Linked DNA regions of Mus musculus: region 2 is linked to region 1. A link is a loop called in an ENCODE intact Hi-C map of the cell type or tissue named here. Cell type or tissue: gastrocnemius. All regions are shown on one strand. Links, peaks and the distances in the headings refer to the core of each region. The heading gives the core; the rest is flanking DNA.

Region 1 (9,041 bases), core at 609-8,608:
GAGATCAAGTTAAAAGTCTCCACTGGTATGAACCAGAAATTAAGGAAACCTCCACCTGGCTGGTCCTTTCCAAATGAGCAAAAGTCTGGATAGGAATGGCCTTTGTTCAAACCTCCTGTCCTGTCTGCACTCGGTCTTTCATGCTTCCTTCTCTCTCTCTCTCTCTCTCTCTCTCTCTCTCTCTCTCTCTCTCTCTCTCTCTCTCTCATGTTCCTGTGAGTCTAGAGTCAGGTTAGCAGCAGGTCAAGTCCTGAGGGAACTGCATCTTTTTAGAATAAGCTACTGTCTTCGTCAGGGTTTCTATTGCTGCGATCAAACACCATGACCAAAAAGCAAGTTGGGGAGAAAAGGTTTATTCAAAGGTAGTCAGGACAAGAACTCAAACAGGGCAGGAATTGGGGGGCAGAAGCTGATGCAGTAGTCATGGAGGGTGCTGCTTACTGGCTTACTCCGCATGCCTTGCTCTGCCTGCTTTCTTATAGAGTCCAGGACCACCAGCCTAAGGATGGCACCACCCAGAAACGGCTGGGCCCTTCCCCATCAATCACTAAGAAAATGCCCTATAACCAGATCTTATAAAGACATATTCTCACTTGAGGTTCCCTCCTTTCAGATAACTCTAACTTGTGTCAAGTTGACATAAATCTACCCACTATCCCTCACAGTTATAGAGCTTCCATGTCATTGATGGATGTGGACTCAAAACTTATTTCAAAGGGATTTTCTCCCAACTCATTAAAACATCCACATATATCCACTGATGCTAGAAGCTCATGCTTCCAGGACTTGTCACCGACAGGAAGAGAGGCAGAACGGAGGCAGCAGGATTCACTTGGGGAGAGATGGAAGAAGCAGAACAAGAAGTCCCAAGGGACAACCCTCCCCATTATAAAATGTCACTTCTGCTTCATGTCCTGTCCATTTTCCTCTCTCAAGCTCGTTCTAAAGCAAGGGGAAATGGAGTAGGTACCTTGGACTGCATGTGTGTGCCTCTACTGAGGATTCATATCTTAAAATTCCCCAGAGATAAATGGAAGGCCCAGATGCCCCAGTAGGACTCTAACACCCCAGTCCTGCGATGCCACCCTGATATTTAGAGGGCAAGTCATACTGACAAAGTGCCTGAGGGAACCCAAGACCGTGACACCACAGTGGCCTTCATAAAATCTCAGTGAGGGAAACCAGTAAGAGAGCAATTCTACCTCTTGGCGATCTGTCCTGGAAGTGATAGAGTCTCACGTGACAACATAATGGCTTCGTGCTTTTTGTGGAAAGGCCTCTTCCAGATCAGACCACAGAATGGAAAAATAAAAGACCGAGAGAGATGAGTGTTTCTTAACATACTAAGAACAAAAAGAAGAACATGGGAACAAATACATTATACAAGAAATACTGTGTAAGGGTAGCCACATAAAGCAAAGGGGAAATGGTGTGACATTTCCCAAGTGAGACTCAAGCTTTATTGGTGGACTTACGAGTTTCCAGGTCATATGAGGCCCCACTGAGAATCACAGGGTGTAGACCAAGAAGCTAATCCCACATGCAAAGCTTTCCTGCACTAAAGCCTCAAAATAAAATACAATAAAACAGGCTGCCGCTGCCGGTTATAACAGGAAGACCATAGACACCATGCGGCCTGCATATCTTTCACTTAATTTCCACAGCATGGGCATGGAATGGGTCCTCTGCACAGATATGGAAACTGAGGCCCAGGAAGGTCATGCTACCTCCACTGGTACTACAAGAGACCCACAAGCTTTGTTGATGTGACAGACAGCAGAGAGAGAGGAAGGGATCATTATGTCAGGAAGGTGGGTGCCTTTAGAGTTCCCCCAGGTCCCTGCCTGACATGTTCAACAGTATCCTCCCTGGACCCAGAGGTAATCAATTCTCAGGGAAGAATCTGAGCCAACCAGCTGAGCGTCAGACTCACTCATAAACCAGAAAGGCAAACCACTGCTTCAGAAGGTCCTAAGTCCCCAGCAGGTCGGCTCGTGGCCCACTAGGTTTGGCTCATGTGCAATTAAGCTAAAAGAAATACTGGCCAGTTTCTTGGGCTGGGACAAAGTTCATTGAAAAGGATTGTCCTAGTGTGCGCAGAGCCCTGAGTGTTGTCCTAGTGTGCACAGGGCCCTAAATTCACTATCCTGCACTGGGCAAAGTAAGTGTTAGCAACGGTTCCTTTTATTAAGTAGTTATAAGAGTCAAACAACTTAATAAGATTTTATGTTCAAGCATTTTTAGCTATTTAATAGATATAAAATACCTAATATTTAACAAATATATTATTCATATATATGAAAATTGAAAGAAAAGAGTGTACTTGTTCTGTTCCTTTTTTTGTTGTTTTGCTTTTGTTTTTTTTTGTTTTTTTTGGTTTTTCAAGACAGGGTTTCTGTATAGGCTTGGCTGTCCTGGAACTCACTTTGTAGACCAGGCTGGCCTCGACCTCAGAAATCCGCCTGCCTCTGCCTCCTGAGTGCTGGGATTAAAGGCGTGCACCACCACACCCGACTTGTTCTGTTCCTTATTGATAGCATAGAATTGCCTGGATGCTGTACAGTGCCTCCAACTGAGAGGTGGGTACAGCTGCCATCTCACTTCCTGCCCCACACAGCTCACAGCTGTACCTGCCATCAACACAGAAACTATAGCGCTCACCTTAACAAGAGTAAGAGATAGTTTATCCTGGAGCCACTTTGAGTGATCACAGCCTGGGAACACAGATTAGGCTACCCCTAATTCCATGTTCCAGTACGGGGGTCAGTTTCATGAAGTTTTACAGATTGTACAGGATATAGAATGTCATAAACCAAGGCAAATTTAAAACACATTGGTGAGTACACCAGAAGGGCAGGTACGGTGGGTGAGATGGGCACCCTTTTCTACAGGCCTAAGGTGCTGATGACTTCCAGCTTTGGAGTTGGTGGAAACTGTAGTCTACTAAGGTAATAGATTGCAAGAGTTTGTATCTATTAGTCAGGATGTTAGTTTCAACACTGAGGTGTGGGCAAGGACTGGCTCTAAATAAGGGGGCTAAAGCTAGCCCAAAATAACCGAATTAGCCTGTGGACCTATAACATTCCAACCTCTCCACATCACTGTGATTTCAATCAGCCAGTTGGGAATTCTGGTCTATGGTGCTTATCACAGAAAATGCCAAGGAGCTTGCTTTGGAAAGATGTGAGGTCATGCAAAGTAGCACAGGTCTGTTGAAACTGTGGCGCCCAGAGCTGGACTGAAAACATGGAACATTGTAGCATTTCCTTTGAAACCTAGAGTGTCTCTTGCTGCAGCAAAGCCACTGCAGCTGAAGGGGGCCTGGGTTTGGGAGTTAGTCCATAAAGATTCCCAAGAGGACTGAAACATCGAATCAGAAACAGAAAACCTGGGCTGAAACTAAAGGGATGGGGGATGGGGGTGGGCGGTGGGGGGAAGGGGGTGGGGGTAGTTGATGGGCCTGCTGACCCTGAGGAGGTACTCTCAATAGCACATGCGCAGTGAGTAGAATTACTCATCCTGTAGACGCCTCAAATTCCCCCAGGAACACAAAGTTGTGCTGAGAGGACACACTCATTTCTGTTAGTCAACTTTTCCCTCCACACGTATATTTGGATAATAGATACTGTGTAATTACTTTTTGCCTCGGGTTACAATGTAGTATTTGTTGCATGGCTCAAGTCAGTCTGCTTTAGCTATCAAGAGATCTGTTTGCTGTTTTCTCCCGCTCTTTGATGCACCATCCCCTTGCTGTGGTGACGGATCTTTACAGCTGCAAGATCCCCTCTCAGAAAGGTTCTTGTCAAAAGTTTCGCTCTTCCCCTCAGAGATTGCACTCCCTTTAACAAGTGCTCAGGGGACTCTAACCACCAACAGTCTTCCTAGAAAGGTGGCATTCTCAGCAAGTTAAAGCTTAATGAGCAAAGAGATATGGAGAGTTGAAATTTAAAAGCTAGAGTGGTAAAGTTAAATAAAACAACCCGATACCTCTTTGTCTCCCTGGGCTCAGTCTATGCGATTGCATTCATACAAAGCACACTGGCTTCTCATTTTTAAGGCAGGGGCCATCTGTAAGGTTTCCTTGGGCAGTAGCAATTGTGATTAAGTTGTCAGCGTGCGCCACCTTCTGGTAGGATCTAGAAAACACCAGCATCCTAACTGGCAAGGGAGGCATCAAAGCCACTCAAAGGACATTTTAAAATACTGGACCCTTGTGGTAGGATGGAGCATCCTTTGAGTATATGTCCAGGAGTGATATAGCTGGGTCTTGAGGAAGATCGAGTCCCAGTTTTCTGAGGAACTGCCATATTGATTTCCACAGTGGCTGTACAACTTTGTGCTCCCACAGCAAGGATACTTGCTCAACTAATGTTCATAACAGTTTTCTTTGTAACAGCCCCAAACTGTGAACAACCTAGATGTCCCTCAAGCAAAGAATGGATAAAGAAAATGTGTCACACCTACACAGTGGAGTATTACTCAGCTGTTAAAAACAATGACATCATGAGATTTGCAGGCAAATGGATGGAACTAGAAAAGATCATCCTGAGGAAGGTAACCCAGACCTAGTAAGACAAACATGGTATGTCCTCACAAGGGGACGTTGGCTGCAAAGTAAAGGACACCCATGCTACAATCCACAGACCCAGAGAGGGCTAAGTAACAAGGAGGGCCCAAGCAGGGATCCATGGATCTCTCTGGGAAGAGGAAATAGATTTGACAAGTGTAGTGGGGGCAGGTGGGGATCGGAACTGGAAGGATCAGGTGGGGGTGGTGTGGGAGGGACAGAGGGAGAGAGTACTGGGAGAGATGACTGGAATTGGGAGGCATTTGGGGGTTAACATAGAAGCCTAGTGCAGTGAAGACTTCCTGGACCCTAGTAACGGAGGATATGAAGCCTAAACCCACCATCTTCTATAACCAGGCAAAGCTTCCAGCAGTGGGACTGGCTCATCAACCCAGCCACAAAACCCTTCAACCTACAATCTGTCCCGCCTGCAGGATGTACTGGGGTAAAGGTGGCACAGAACTTGTCGGAGTGATCAGTCACTGACTGGTCCAACTTGAGGCTCACACTACGAGAGGGAGCCCACCCCTGACAATGCCTAGATAGCTAGGAACCAGAGGCTGGACAGCCCAGATACCCAGGCTAGAACCAAACATGGCCAGGAACATCAGTGAAATTATTCCTAATGATAGTATGGTATACTTGTAGACTGGAGCCAGCATTAACTGTTAACAAAGAGGCTTCATCCAGCAACTGATGGAAACAGATGCAGAGACCCAAAGTCAAACATTAAGGTGGAGTTTGGGGAATACTGTCAAAGAAGGGGGGGAAGTGTTGTAGGAGCCTGAGGGGTCTAAGGACACCACAAAAACCCCCTCAGAGTCAACTTACCCCTCATAGGGGTTCACCAAGACTGAGCCACCAAGCAGGGGGCTTGTGTGTGTCTGAGCTAGGTCCTCAGTGTATGTGAAGGTTCAGTAGCTTGGTGTTCTTGTGGGAGTCCTAACAGACTCTTTTGTCTGCAGTTGGGACCCTTTTCGCCCTGCTGGGTTGTCTCAGCCAGCCTTGATGTGAAGGCTGTAGCTTAATATGAAGGTTGTAACTCATTATGTTTGGTTGATATTCCTGAAGGAAAATGGAGGAATGGATCTGGGGAAGAGGGGAGGTGGGGGTTGGGACAGGGAGGTTGGAGGAAGAGGAAACTCTGGTCAGGATATAATTTCTAAGAATGAAAACAATATCACACCCAATTCCTTTCACCTACTTTCCTTTGAATATATGCATGGGAAAGATAAAAATCAAGAACCCATACCTAAGCAATGTCTTCCTAATGAGCAGAGCAGAACCAGGAGCCAGGAGCAGGCAAGCCCAGAACCATGTTGCACCTGCAGCATCTGTGGTCTTCTTCCAGGCATAGATGCCTGCTCTGCTCTTGAGCACACACAGCCAAGAAATGCAGTTAATGCCCCCAGAGAGCGGCCCTCACCTACAGGAGCCAGGAATGGAAACCCAAAGCCCAGGCCCCCATCTGTGGGTGGACACTGGGGTGTGTAAGCCCAGGCCCCCATCTGTGGGTGGACACTGGGGTGTGTAAGCCCAGGCCCCCATCTGTGGGTGGACACTGGGGTGTGTAAGCCCAGGCCTCCATCTGTTGGTGGACACTGGGGTGTGTAAGCCCAGGCCTCCATCTGTGGGGGGACACTGGGGGTGTGTGTGTACTATCCAGCCACTGTACCTCTCTTTTTCCCACCCCATCTTGTCTTCCTTTCTCAGCTTTCTCTTCTGCAGCCTGGAGACACCCGACAAACGACAAACGCTGCACCCAAATGCTGGTTCCGGCCCTGCCTTTGGGCAGATCCAGACTAAGACGTAGGGGAACCCTTGAGTTACAAGTTCTCACAGATGCAGGTCAGTCAAGAGCTGAGCACTGTTTTGCTACCTAAGTTACCTTCCATTTGTGATGTGGTTCACGAGCCACATATTAAAAATAAACCTTCAGTGCAATTTTTTTTTTTTAATTAGGAAGCTAACCGAGTGCTTTGTATAGAATACCCAGTTTCTTAACTTCTATCTACAGTTTCAAAAGTTCCATTCAGCTACTGTGCTGGGTTTGTTGTGGTTATGTCTTGATTGTAGGTTTTTGGAAGAAAGACTAGAGGTAAGGTGACCTTTCCATCACATCATGAAACAGGGCACACACACTGTCAACCTGGCTTGTCATTGATTTTGACCTCTACACCCCGTCCATCCCCCTCCCCTCTCTCTCTCTCTCACACACACACACACACACACACACACACACACACACACACACACACACACTGCATCTTGGAAGCCATCCTTTAAGAATGGAGTGGCTTGGGGGTTAGGAACGGGCATCAGGCTACTTGGGATTCTTGAGGGAACCACAGTCTTCCTCCTCACTTCCTCACAGCTCGGGGCGTGACCTCAGATTCACCGTGTTGCTCGCTCCAGCAGAGCCATTGGGAGACCCACCCGCCACTGCAGCTGGGATGCTCTTTCTCTACTGTCTAGCGCTTTGGTACTTTCTGAAAGGACAATGTCTCCTAGCCCCGTCTGCATCCCTTGCTGTGCAGTTAGATGAACTCCATGTTTAAGCAGCAAGGTTCTGGGCTATGGCAGTGCCTCAGTGTCGAGAGGGCTCTGCTCTTACAGAGGACGTGGGTTTGGTCCTCAGCATCTACAAGTCAGTTCACAGTTACCTGTAACTGGTTTGAGGAGCCAATGGCCCCTGCACCCATGTGACTTGCATACACTCACCCAGGCAAACAAACATATGTAAGTATATAGGTTAAGTGCCAAGCCTTACCACCTTTGTCCCAGTAAATGCAGTGAGGCAGCAGAGGGTATTGTGAATACCACAGGGAGCACCTTTCGAATTCACTAAACTATAGGCATGGGCAGCTCAGGCTCTGATCCTAATCCCAATTGATGAAGATGCTGCTGGTCCTCTAGAGCAAGTGCAGACAGAGGCGGGGCACTGTGAGAAGGCGGGGCTCACTGGTCAAGGCTACAGGTATCAGAGCTGTTGCTGTGTTCCCATCTCGCCATCTCTGTATCACCAACAAGGTCCTGGTCTGGCATGGAGATAGTGTCCACGCTTATATCAACGTGGTTCAGTGACTGTTAAGAATTACATCCTACACAGGCTCCTCAGAAGAACTGCGCCTGCAGCTCCCAACACTGCACTCTGCCTGCATCCGGGTCCTGCCCCTCTCCTTTAGTATAAAAATTCACGCTAAGTCTGTGGTTCTCAACCTTCCTAACGCTGTGACCCTTTAGTACTGCTCCTCCTCCTGTGGTGACCCCCAACCATATAAATTTTCCTTGTTGCTACTTCATAACTGTAATTTGGCTATCTACTATGTGGCCCCCACAGGGGTCACAACCCACAGGTTGAGAACCACTGCTCTACGGCAAACACAGCGTCAGTCTCTGCAGCTGTGAGCCACTGCAGAGATTCTAAGGCAGCAGCACTCCTATACACCATGTAGGGTCATCACAAGCAACAAAACCTCAAGACTGTTCCAACCTTGCTGTTAAAACTTCACAAGCGCCTCTGAAGGAAACCACTCCAAAGGCCGATGTTCTAGCAGGGTCTTGGCCCTCACGTAACAGAAAACAAGGCATTTTCACACACTGTCGGTTTTGGGAGTACAGAAAAATAAATCTTACAATAAAATCTGAGTAAACCCTGTATTCTTAGACTCTTATCTCTAAGATTCCAATCAGCTATACAGGGTATAGCATTCAACAAAAATATTATAGATATTTTTCGGCTTTCATTGTCACTTTACAGGATATCCTGAAATATTTTTACAAATCGACTGGGATAGAGCTTATATATGTATCTGCTTAAACCTTATTCCCCCAAACCAACTCTAACAGGACCTTACAGCCAAGAAGAGCTGCTTGGTTTGGAGACAGGGTCTTGGTAACGCAGCCCTGGCTAGCTGGTAACTATGCAAACCAGACTGGCCTTGATCTCACATGACCTGCCTGCCCCTGTCTCCCAGTGCTGAGATTAAAGGCATGTGCCACTACAAAGAATAGCTGGTGTCTTAACAGCCATAGAGAACATTAGTTTACCTGGAAGACTGGGCTGAAAGCAAACAGACATGGCAGTGAGCTGAAATCTGTCAGCTAATTTGATAAATCAGTATCTGTCTCAAAATTATCAGCCATTTCTTTTAGCTGATACTCCTTTTGCTAGCTTTACAAAAGGAAAACGAACGATCTAACTAGAAAGCTGAGTTCTCATTTTTTGCACTGTTATTTTTTATAGAGATTTTAACTTAAATTTATTCGCATTATATTTTTTAAGTCCACATTCCTTTCTATAGAGTTACATGTCAAAAAATACTGAACAGTTTCATGGTTTCCTGAAATACACATAGGAAAACATAGATATGTGACATAACAAGCTTGCTTAAATTTCTCTTAAAGAAACATGATTAATTAAAGAGTTCCAACAAATTTCTTAAAAAAGTTCAGCAATGATTATATCCGAAAT
Region 2 (9,041 bases), core at 583-8,582, 530 kb before region 1:
AGAAGAGGGCACCAAATGCCCTAGAATTAGAATTAGACCGTTGTATGCCTCCATGCGGGTGCCAAAAATGGGTTGTGTTTTAAAAGTAGATGGCAGTGTTTGGGAACTTCTCGAATCTTTAGGGGGCGGAGCCTAGCTAGAAGAAGCAAGCCAGTAGTGGTAAGAATATTTATTATTGACTTTTTCCTGTCTGCTCTTCTGCCTCCTGCCCACCATGTTGCAAAGGGCTCTGCTCTACCATGCCCTTCTTTGCCTGATGGAATGGCATGTGTGAAACCATGAGCCTTGTTCCTTGAAGCTGTTCTCCCGGGTGCTGTGATCATATCTCTGCAAAGGTCACTGGAGTGCTGAGTAGTGGGTTTTTTTTTAATTAATTTAAATATTCTTATCAATTAATTAATTTTATGTGTATGGATATTCTGTCCGCATGTATGTCTGTGTGCTAAAGTGGGTGTCTGCTACCTGACAAGAACAGAAGCAGATGTTGGGTCTATGTGGGAGGGGAGAACTGGTTCTCAAAACATTTCTTCTGACACACCATAGCATCCATGTGCCCACAACTATGCACACACACAAATAAAACTTAAAGAAATCGATCCCCACCCTACACACACCACATGGCTAAATATATAAATACCATGGCAATGCTATATTCAAGAAGAATAGCTGTTAGTGTTTGCCCGGGAGTGGTCCTGGCTTGTTGTTTGAGTTTGGTAGTGTTCCTCTCTTTACGTTGCATGGAATAGTCAGGGAAGCATGGGTATTAGCTGGCCACCTGGTCTAAGCGAGAGCCAGAGCCATCTAATCCAAGAGAGGGCTCATCTAAGAAGCTGGAATTCAGTCCCAAGCAAAGGCCATCCTCTCATCCTCCCACGCATTGATCCACACGGCAAATATGGCAACCAGAGGGAATAAGGATCTTTCATCTCAATCGATCTCAGTGTAAGGGAGAAATGGGATTCCGGTGTTGCTAACTCAGAACAGCACACAGCACAGTCAGATCCTCTCCACAGCCAACATAGTGGGGGAGGGAGTTTTGTTGCTCTCAGTGCATTACTGCCTCCAGCAAATGGTCTTAGACCTTATTACTGCATTACACACACACACACACACACACACACACACACCACACAGATACAAAGACACACACAGAGAGACATAAACACAGGCACATGCACCCCACACACACAGACATACACACATAGCCTCCACACAGACAGACAGACAGAAGATACATCACAGCACACACACAGAGTCAGAGACATCAAAGATTCTCAGAAAGCAAGCAGGAAATAACACAGTGTGTCATCCAGGGCATAGTGAGACTGGTTACATTGTTCTTAGAGGTCAGTTAATTCTGGACAAGCTGATTCCAGTATGGAATCTGAATGACTGCGTTGTTATAAATGATCTCAGAGCACATTGCCTGTAACTTGGTTACAGGGTAGGTGAAAAGTATGATGTGTAATGGCCATATCTTCTCTCAGACAAACCATTCCCACCAATATACAGAATGATGTGTAATGGCCATATCTTCTCTCAGACAAACCATTCCCACCAATATACAGAAGAACGTTGACGCTTTATTTATTTATTTAGATTTTGTTTGTATGTTTTATTTTTTGAGACAGGTTCTCAAGAGTCTTTCCGACTGGCCTGGAACTCTATGTAGACCAGGCTATCTTCCAGTCCACAGAGACCCACCTGCCTCTGCCCCTCTGCCCCTCTGCCCCTCTGCCCCTTTGCCCCTCTGCCTCTACGAACTGCTGGGATACCACACCCAGTCGAGAGCCAGATGAAAGACTAAATGCTCAAGTATATCTTTTCCTCTAAAGACAACCTTCACATTACTTCTTCTTTTCATGGTGCTCTTTAACTTGGTTCACATTCAGACAAAGTTCAATCAACATTAGAATAACAACAATTCCCAACCCACTTTGTGCCTGAATGGCTGATTTCAAGTCCCCATTCACAGATCAGATCGAACTTTGTTAAAGCTGGATTTTTTTTAAATTTGACTAATTGTTCTTTTTTCAAAATCCCTACTTCTTTGTGGTGAATTCTCCATTTACAGCCACAGCGTCTTTCTGACTTCCTTTAACTCCTCGCCTCTATTCTGTGGGCTTTCCTTGGTCTTTTGATGCTCGTTAGTTTGTTTTATGAGTGGGTACATGCATGCATAATTAATGTATGCCAGGAGGCAGAGGACACCCTGCAGGGCTCACTTCACTCCTTCTACTACGTGGGCCCAGGGTTTGAACTCAGGTCCTTGGGTTTTGGCTGCAAGCACCTTTACTAGATGAGCCATTGGAGGTTTTTGTAATAATTCTCTAGAATCCTTATCGGGCAGGTGGGCACTCCGTTTTTTCCTTATCTTACAAGAAAGTAATTGAAATTGTTGTGTCTCTTATGTGTGTGTGTACATTTATTGTGTCCCTACCTTGAGATTTGTGTGTCTGGTGGGCTGAGATTTCTACCATCCTTTGCGGATGGCTTTCTTTTGAAGATGTGACTTTGGGTATCAGCTTGTTACACAATGTTGGTGTTATATAACCGGAGTGATTATTATAGTATCATCTCCCTGTAGCTTTGTGATTAGTGACATTGCAAACTGCAATGAATCTGGGAAAGCCCACTGCCTTTGTGACCAATGCAACTGTCAGGATAGACTAGCTAGCTGTCCAGGCAGCTATGGCATAAACAGGAAAGTGTACCAGGGTAATCCTCAGAGACTATTTTTTACAATACAAACTGCCCCTACTCGGTCGGGTAAGAGCTTCCTAGTCCCAAGCAGCGTGGGACTAAGAAGCTGTGTCAGGAGCCACAGCGCCCCCTTGTGGGTGACCTCATACCTACCGCTGAAAGCAGTGTGTGCTCAGACAAGGTACAACATGCTCCTTGACTAGCAGCCAGAATCATAGTGTTCCTATATATTGCTTTGGTGGCTTTGGTGGGAGAAGTAAGACGTTAGCATCCCCACAGCTTAGACCTCCTTTGGCTGTGCACTGTCAGGGCAGCCGAGGTGCTTGTGCATTCATTATGATGGGTGGGAGCTGTATGGGTGGTCGCCATCAGTCCTGGTACAGTGTGAGACACATTCAGCTTGTCTGCACCCTGATCTCAGAGGACAACCTCCCTGGTCTTCCAGTTCTTCAGGGTGACACCTTCCATGTCCCTCCATGGTTGCAACAACTGTAGCCTGCAGTGCAGAACACCAGTGAGTTTATCAGAATAACTTTGCTGGACAAGTTGGGTTCTCAGGACAGCTGTAGAGTTTGCTGGGACTCATGCTCCCTTAGGGAAAGACACCTTGGCACCTTAGCACTGGCTGTGGATGGGGAGAGCTTCTCTCTCTCTCTCTCTCTCTCTCTCTCTCTCTCTTTCTCGATCTAACAAGCTCCTAGTCTTTCCCTGATTTCTGGGGTCCTCCCACAGCCACTGGGCTTAAAATGTAATAATACACTTGCTCTCTGGGTGGTGTCTTGTGAGAGCGGGTGTAGCCAAGATTCACCTTGAACGTCTCTCCTCTTACCTCTAGCTCCTAAGTGCAGGGATCACGGCAGGCTACATTACACCAAGTTTAGGCAGTGCTGAGGATTGAACCCAGGGCTTAGTGTATCTAGGGAAGCACTCTAGCAACTGAGTTACCACCCTAGCCCTGTTCCTTTTCTGTTTTCCAGAGGGCTCAGCACCTGCAGCCATCTTGAAAGTCTCCTATGTCACACTGAAACAGTATCTCCTTAAAGGTCGGAGGTAGAAAACAGATGAGTTGCAAGTGCTGGAGGTAGAGCGATAGGCCTGACCAACCCTAAAGGCTTCACATAAGGGGACATCCTAGTGACAGAGCAAGGCTGTGCCCTGTGGCTTCGGGGCTGTGTCCACACATGTGATAAGTTCCCAGGCAACTATGCATACACTGTGACTTGGCCGGTTTCCTAGTTGTGACTGTATGCTGCGCTTCTAGAAGGCATTAGTTAACCACTGAGGAAAAGCAGGTGAAAATAGCCCTCACATTATCCCCTAACTTTCATGGAAATTTGGGATTATTTGAAAATAAACATTAAAACAGTCTGGGGCTGGAGAGATGGCTCAGTGGTTAAGAGCACTGACTGCTCTTCTAGAGGTCCTGAGTTCACTTCCCAGCAACCACATGGTAGCTCACAACCATCTGTAATGGGATCTGATGCCCTCTTCTAGTGTTTCTGAAGAGAGTGACAGTATACTCAAATACATTAAATAAATAAATAAATGTTTTTAAAAAACCTGGAAACATTACTCCTCCTTCTAGAGCAATGCTAACTAGAAACAGTAAAATAAACACATATATTAGTATTATATGAATATTTGGGTATGTTTGTTGTCGAGGAAGACAATCAAAATAAAGCGGCCCTGCCGTGGGCCACTTGAATCCAGGCTGCAGGCCATTGTTAGTCAGGTCTGGCACATCCACAGCTGAACTTATGAACTGGGCCAAACCACAGTTTCCTGAAACATTGTTTCCCAACCTCTGCCGACCTTCTGAATTACAGGGCTCTTCCCCAAACCACCCGGAGACTGTGCACACCCGGCCCTTACTTACCACTGGCTTTACTGTTGCCACACGGGTCATTATTTCTATAGTAGGTGAATTAGGTAATTAGCAACCCTACCCCATGCAGTTTAAACCTGTAAATACAGTTCCCATTGTATAAAACCACAGATCTCTCTCCTCTCTCTCCTCTCTCTCCTCTCTCTCTCTCTCCCTCAATCTCTCGCTCTCTCTCTGTCTGTTTTTTGCCTACATGCCAGCCTGTGCACCGCGTGTCTGGTCCCTGCAGAGGCCAGAAGGGAGTGTGGATCCCCCCTGGAACTGGAGTTACAGATGTCAGATAAATGTTAAACCACTAAGTGGGCGCTGGGAATCAACCTCAGATTCTTAGCAAGTAGCCAGGGTTCTTAACCTCGGAACCACCTTTCCGGTGCTGAGATGTGCATACTTGTGCTTGCGCAGTTAGAGATCAAAATCCAAGAGAGATAGCAGACAGGGATACTTCTGCGTGTGCTTGGCTTCTTTTCCCAAGAAAAGTTTGTAGTTGTAGCGGGAAGAGAGAACACTTTGAAGGTGCGTTGAGAAAGGACTTTCCCCTAAGGGCTCCAGCCCCATGCAGGGCAAGGGCATCTTCTTCAGTGTGAACTTCATTTTCCTGAAAAAGTTGCATCTGTGTTGAAGATTCTACAGACTGACTCGAACCTCATGGCTATGGGACTATTAATTGTAGGTAGTCAAAATTATCTCAGGCTGCTAGGCAGTGGTGGCGCGCACCTTTAATCCCAGCACTTGGGAGGCAGAGACAGGTGGATTTCTGAGTTCAAGGCCAGTCTGGTCTTCAGAGTAAGTTCCACGACAGCCAGAGCTATACAGAGAAACCCTGCCTCAAAAAACAAAAAATGAAAAAAAAAATTATCTCAGGCTATCTTTTGTTCCTAAAATAGCTGTTTATCATCCCCTGGTGTGTCTGACCTAACAAACTCCTCACTTTCACAGGACACATTTGCAGTGTCTTGCTAAGCTCGTGTGTCCCTAGGAACCAAAGACGTGGCAATACCAGTTAACACCTGAAACTTAGCTCCAGGGTTTCTCCACTCTGTCTTAAGCTGCCTATCTGAAATGCACACCAAAGTGTTTTCTTTTGATTTGGTTTTGAAGTTTTGGAGATTGAATCCAGGGCGATGAGCATGCTAGGTGGTGTTCTACCATTGAGCCTCACATGAAGTAATGCATTGTTCAATGTGCTGCTTGTGTCTGCCTTCTGTTCAGGGCAGTCTGAACCCATATTCTTAAATTATGAACCCTCAAATTTGGTTCAAAATAGACTACTTTTTCTTTTTTGAGACAGGGTCTCATTTTGTGGCCCAGGGTAGCCTCTTACTTGCTAACACTATTCTATGTTCCACCATACCCAGCTTTAAATGATCTCTTATTTGATTTGGAGCAAGAGTTATGTTTGTTTGTTTGCTTGTTTGTTTTGGGTTTTTCAAGACAGGGTTTCTCTGTGTAGCCCAGACTGCCCTAGAACTCACTCTGTAGACCAGGCTGGCCTCGAACTCAGAAATCTGCCTGCCTCTGCTCCCCAGTGCTGGGATTAAAGGTGTGCGCCACCACTGCCTGGCTGACTTGAGTTTGTTTTAATACCAACATTTATGGCTGTTTTCTTGGTAAAACTGTCCTGACTGGCGGTGAGATGGAGTCTCATTGTTGCTTGTATTTCTCTGGTAGCTAAAGATATTGAACATTTCTCTGTGTTTCATGTAATGGCCATCTGTGTTCTTTTAGAAATCATTTTATTTTTTCATGTAGTGATTGATTGGGCTATTTGTTCTTGGGATGTTTAATTTTTTTTTCATTCGCTGCATATTCTGGCTACTAATCCCCCACTTGAGCCCTTCTGTGGGGTGACTCCTCCCTCTGCTCCTGCTCCCTTTGGTGGGCGGAGCCTTTTCTTTCCCTAAGATCCATTAGCAGCTGATGCTGTTGTTTCTCCAGGTGTCAGAATGCCGGACAGAAGATTGTCTCTCAGGAGACGTTTTTTCATCCCCTGGCCTTCGATGGATTTGAATCTGTCTTTATACAGGGGTAAATTAGGGATTTAGTCTCATTCTTGCTCTGATGGACATCGCGCCCCTCCCTGCCCCCGAATCATTTCTTCACGTGTTCTGAGCACTGTTGCTGCGAATCTGATGACCACAGCTCTCTGTTTCTAGATCCCCCACTCTATTCATGGATCTGCATGATCAATACATTCCAAGACTGCTTCTGTGATCAATACATTCTCAAGATTGCTTCCGTCCAAACCCATCACCCAATAAGGCCTGTTTTGCATCCACTCCCCCACCCCCAGCCTGCTAATCACAGAAACTTAAAGTTTTACAGAAGAAAAACTCAATAAGATCTATGCCAATCCTTAGGAGGGAACTAAGGTTTACTGGTTTTTTGTTTGTTTGTTTCGTTTTGGTTTTTCGAGACAGGGTTTCTCTGTGTAGTCCTGGCTGTCCTGGAACTCACGCTGTAGACCAGGCTGGCCTCGAACTCAGAAATCTGCCTGCCTCTGCCTCCCGTGTGCTGGGATTAAAGGCGTGCGCCACCACGCCCGGCTGGTTTACTGGGTTTTTGTTTTGATTTGATTTATTTATTATTATATGTAAGTACACTCTAGCTGTCTTCAGACACACCAGAAGAGGGCATCAGATCTCATTACAGATGGTTGTGAGCCACCATGTGGTTGCTGGAATTTGAACTCGGGACTTTGGAAGAGCAGTTGGTGCTCTTAACCGCTGAGCCATCTCTCCAACCCAGGTTTACTGGGTTTTTAACAAAGTTATATCACATCAGAGCCAGGCAGTGATGGCATATACCTTTAATTACAGCACTTGGAGGGCAGAGGCAGAGGCAGAGGCAGAGGCAGAGGCAGAGGCAGAGGCAGAGGCAGAGGCAGAGGCAGAGGCAGAGGCAGAGGCAGAGGCAGAGGCAGAGGCAGAGGCAGAGAATCTCTGAGGATAACCCGGTCTTTATAGCAAGTTCCAGGACAGCCAGGGCTACACATAGAAACCCTGTCTCAACAAACAAGGAATCACCTGAGTTGCTCTTTGGAGAAAACACCCTAAGATTATTATATCATAGTGGAGGGGGCCCAGGTAGGTTAGGGTTGGTGTTTCCAAGGTCTGTGCATGTTCTTACCACTAGATGGCAGTCGAAATTGGTCCAATGTCACCAACCTATTCTTAAATTGGGCAAAATCATCAACTTCCATTGATAGCTGTATGGCCACTACCAACACACAGAGCCGACCCCACACCCTCTCCCAGCACCCACACCGTCCCCTGCAGGCTGAGAACACAAATCCAGGACGTAGGAAAAGCTTTTGAATAAAATTCAGTCCCTCCTGACCCGATTCCTTAAACCTTTAGGAATACAAAATATAACCATGACAATGTTAAGTGTCTCAGGTGAGAATCAGGAATGGACAATGCATGTGCTCTCATGGGCATGTCCCCTCAGGCTTCTCTTCCTTCCTAACTCCCTTCCTTCTAAGAACCATCTTTCCCAGGATGTACCTCACATAAAATTCTACTTTTTTATTTGACAATTATCCCCAAATTGAAGTCAAAAGTGAACATCTTTTTAGGGTTAAACCTTCCTGGGATATTTCATCTGGGCTGAGAATTTATCAGGCAGAGACAAAGTATTAAATTGCTTTATCTTAACCAAATAGGGAACTTCGTCCCTTGCTCCATTGCCACCAGAAAGAAGAAATCCTTTTACAGATATTACTTACTATAACAACTATTAAAGATGAATTTAAGTAGGCTGTAATCCCAGCTACTAGAAATGCCGAGTCAGGAGTATGAGTTTGAGTTTGAATTATATTTGTATGTGACAGGAAAATCCTATCTCTGGGGTCAGTTTCTCCTCTTCTGCTCTCTTGGGCTGTAGCCTGAGGTGGAAGCCTTGTTTTCTGAGTAATATTGTCAGATGGGTGGGGGAAGTTTGGTGAGGTCAACATGCAAGGATCAGAGCTTCCTCCTGGAGCTGAAGGCTCCTTCTTGACTCTCTGTGTTGTTTTTCCATCTGCCTTGAATAGGACAAGCCTTCTCTGGAATGAGGGGTTTGTGACCTACTGTCACACAAGGTGGATCAGGGTGGCGTTTATTTGTGGCTGGTGTCTCAGTTAGGGTTCCTATTGCTGTGATGAAAGACCATGATCAAAGCAACTTGAGGAGGTAAGGGTTTATTTGACTTACACTTCCACATCACTGCTCATCACTGAAGGAAGTTCGGACAGGAGCTCAAATATGCAGGAACCTGGAGACAGGAGCTGATGCAGATGCCAAGGAGGGGTGCTGCTTACTGGCTTGCTCAGCCTGCTTTGTTATAGAACCAAGGGTGACCAGCCTAGGGGTGGCCCCACCCACAATGGGCTTGGCCCTCCCCCTTCAATCACTAATTAAGAAAATGCTCTGCAGGCTTGTGAACAGCCCCATCTTACAAGGCATTCTCTCAGTTG

What was found. A loop is a pair of places that touch in the nucleus more often than their neighbours do. Peaks named below come from ENCODE experiments on the same cell type or tissue, not always from the same donor. Only the 100,000 strongest peaks of a DNase experiment are listed, where the experiment ranks them.
Region 2: it touches region 1 in a loop (7-fold over the local background); 38 of 42 quality-filtered maps call a loop at or near these places.

The regions. Positions count from the first base shown.
Region 1 is chr1:38,996,409-39,005,449 of GRCm38, reverse strand. Pdcl3 (phosducin-like 3) reads right to left here. Exons shown (of 6, transcript NM_026850.4): 6 at 8,214-9,041. Among named protein-coding and RNA genes, the nearest start is that of Pdcl3, 13 kb to the right of the region's middle. In gastrocnemius, for the core only: a CTCF peak has its summit at 4,140 (motif pointing left); a DNase peak (open chromatin) is centred at 4,118.
Region 2 is chr1:39,521,433-39,530,473 of GRCm38, reverse strand. No RefSeq gene overlaps it. Among named protein-coding and RNA genes, the nearest start is that of Gm24826, 6.4 kb to the right of the region's middle. In gastrocnemius, for the core only: CTCF peaks have their summits at 2,834 (motif pointing left) and 7,719 (motif pointing right); DNase peaks (open chromatin) are centred at 2,838, 3,908 and 7,736.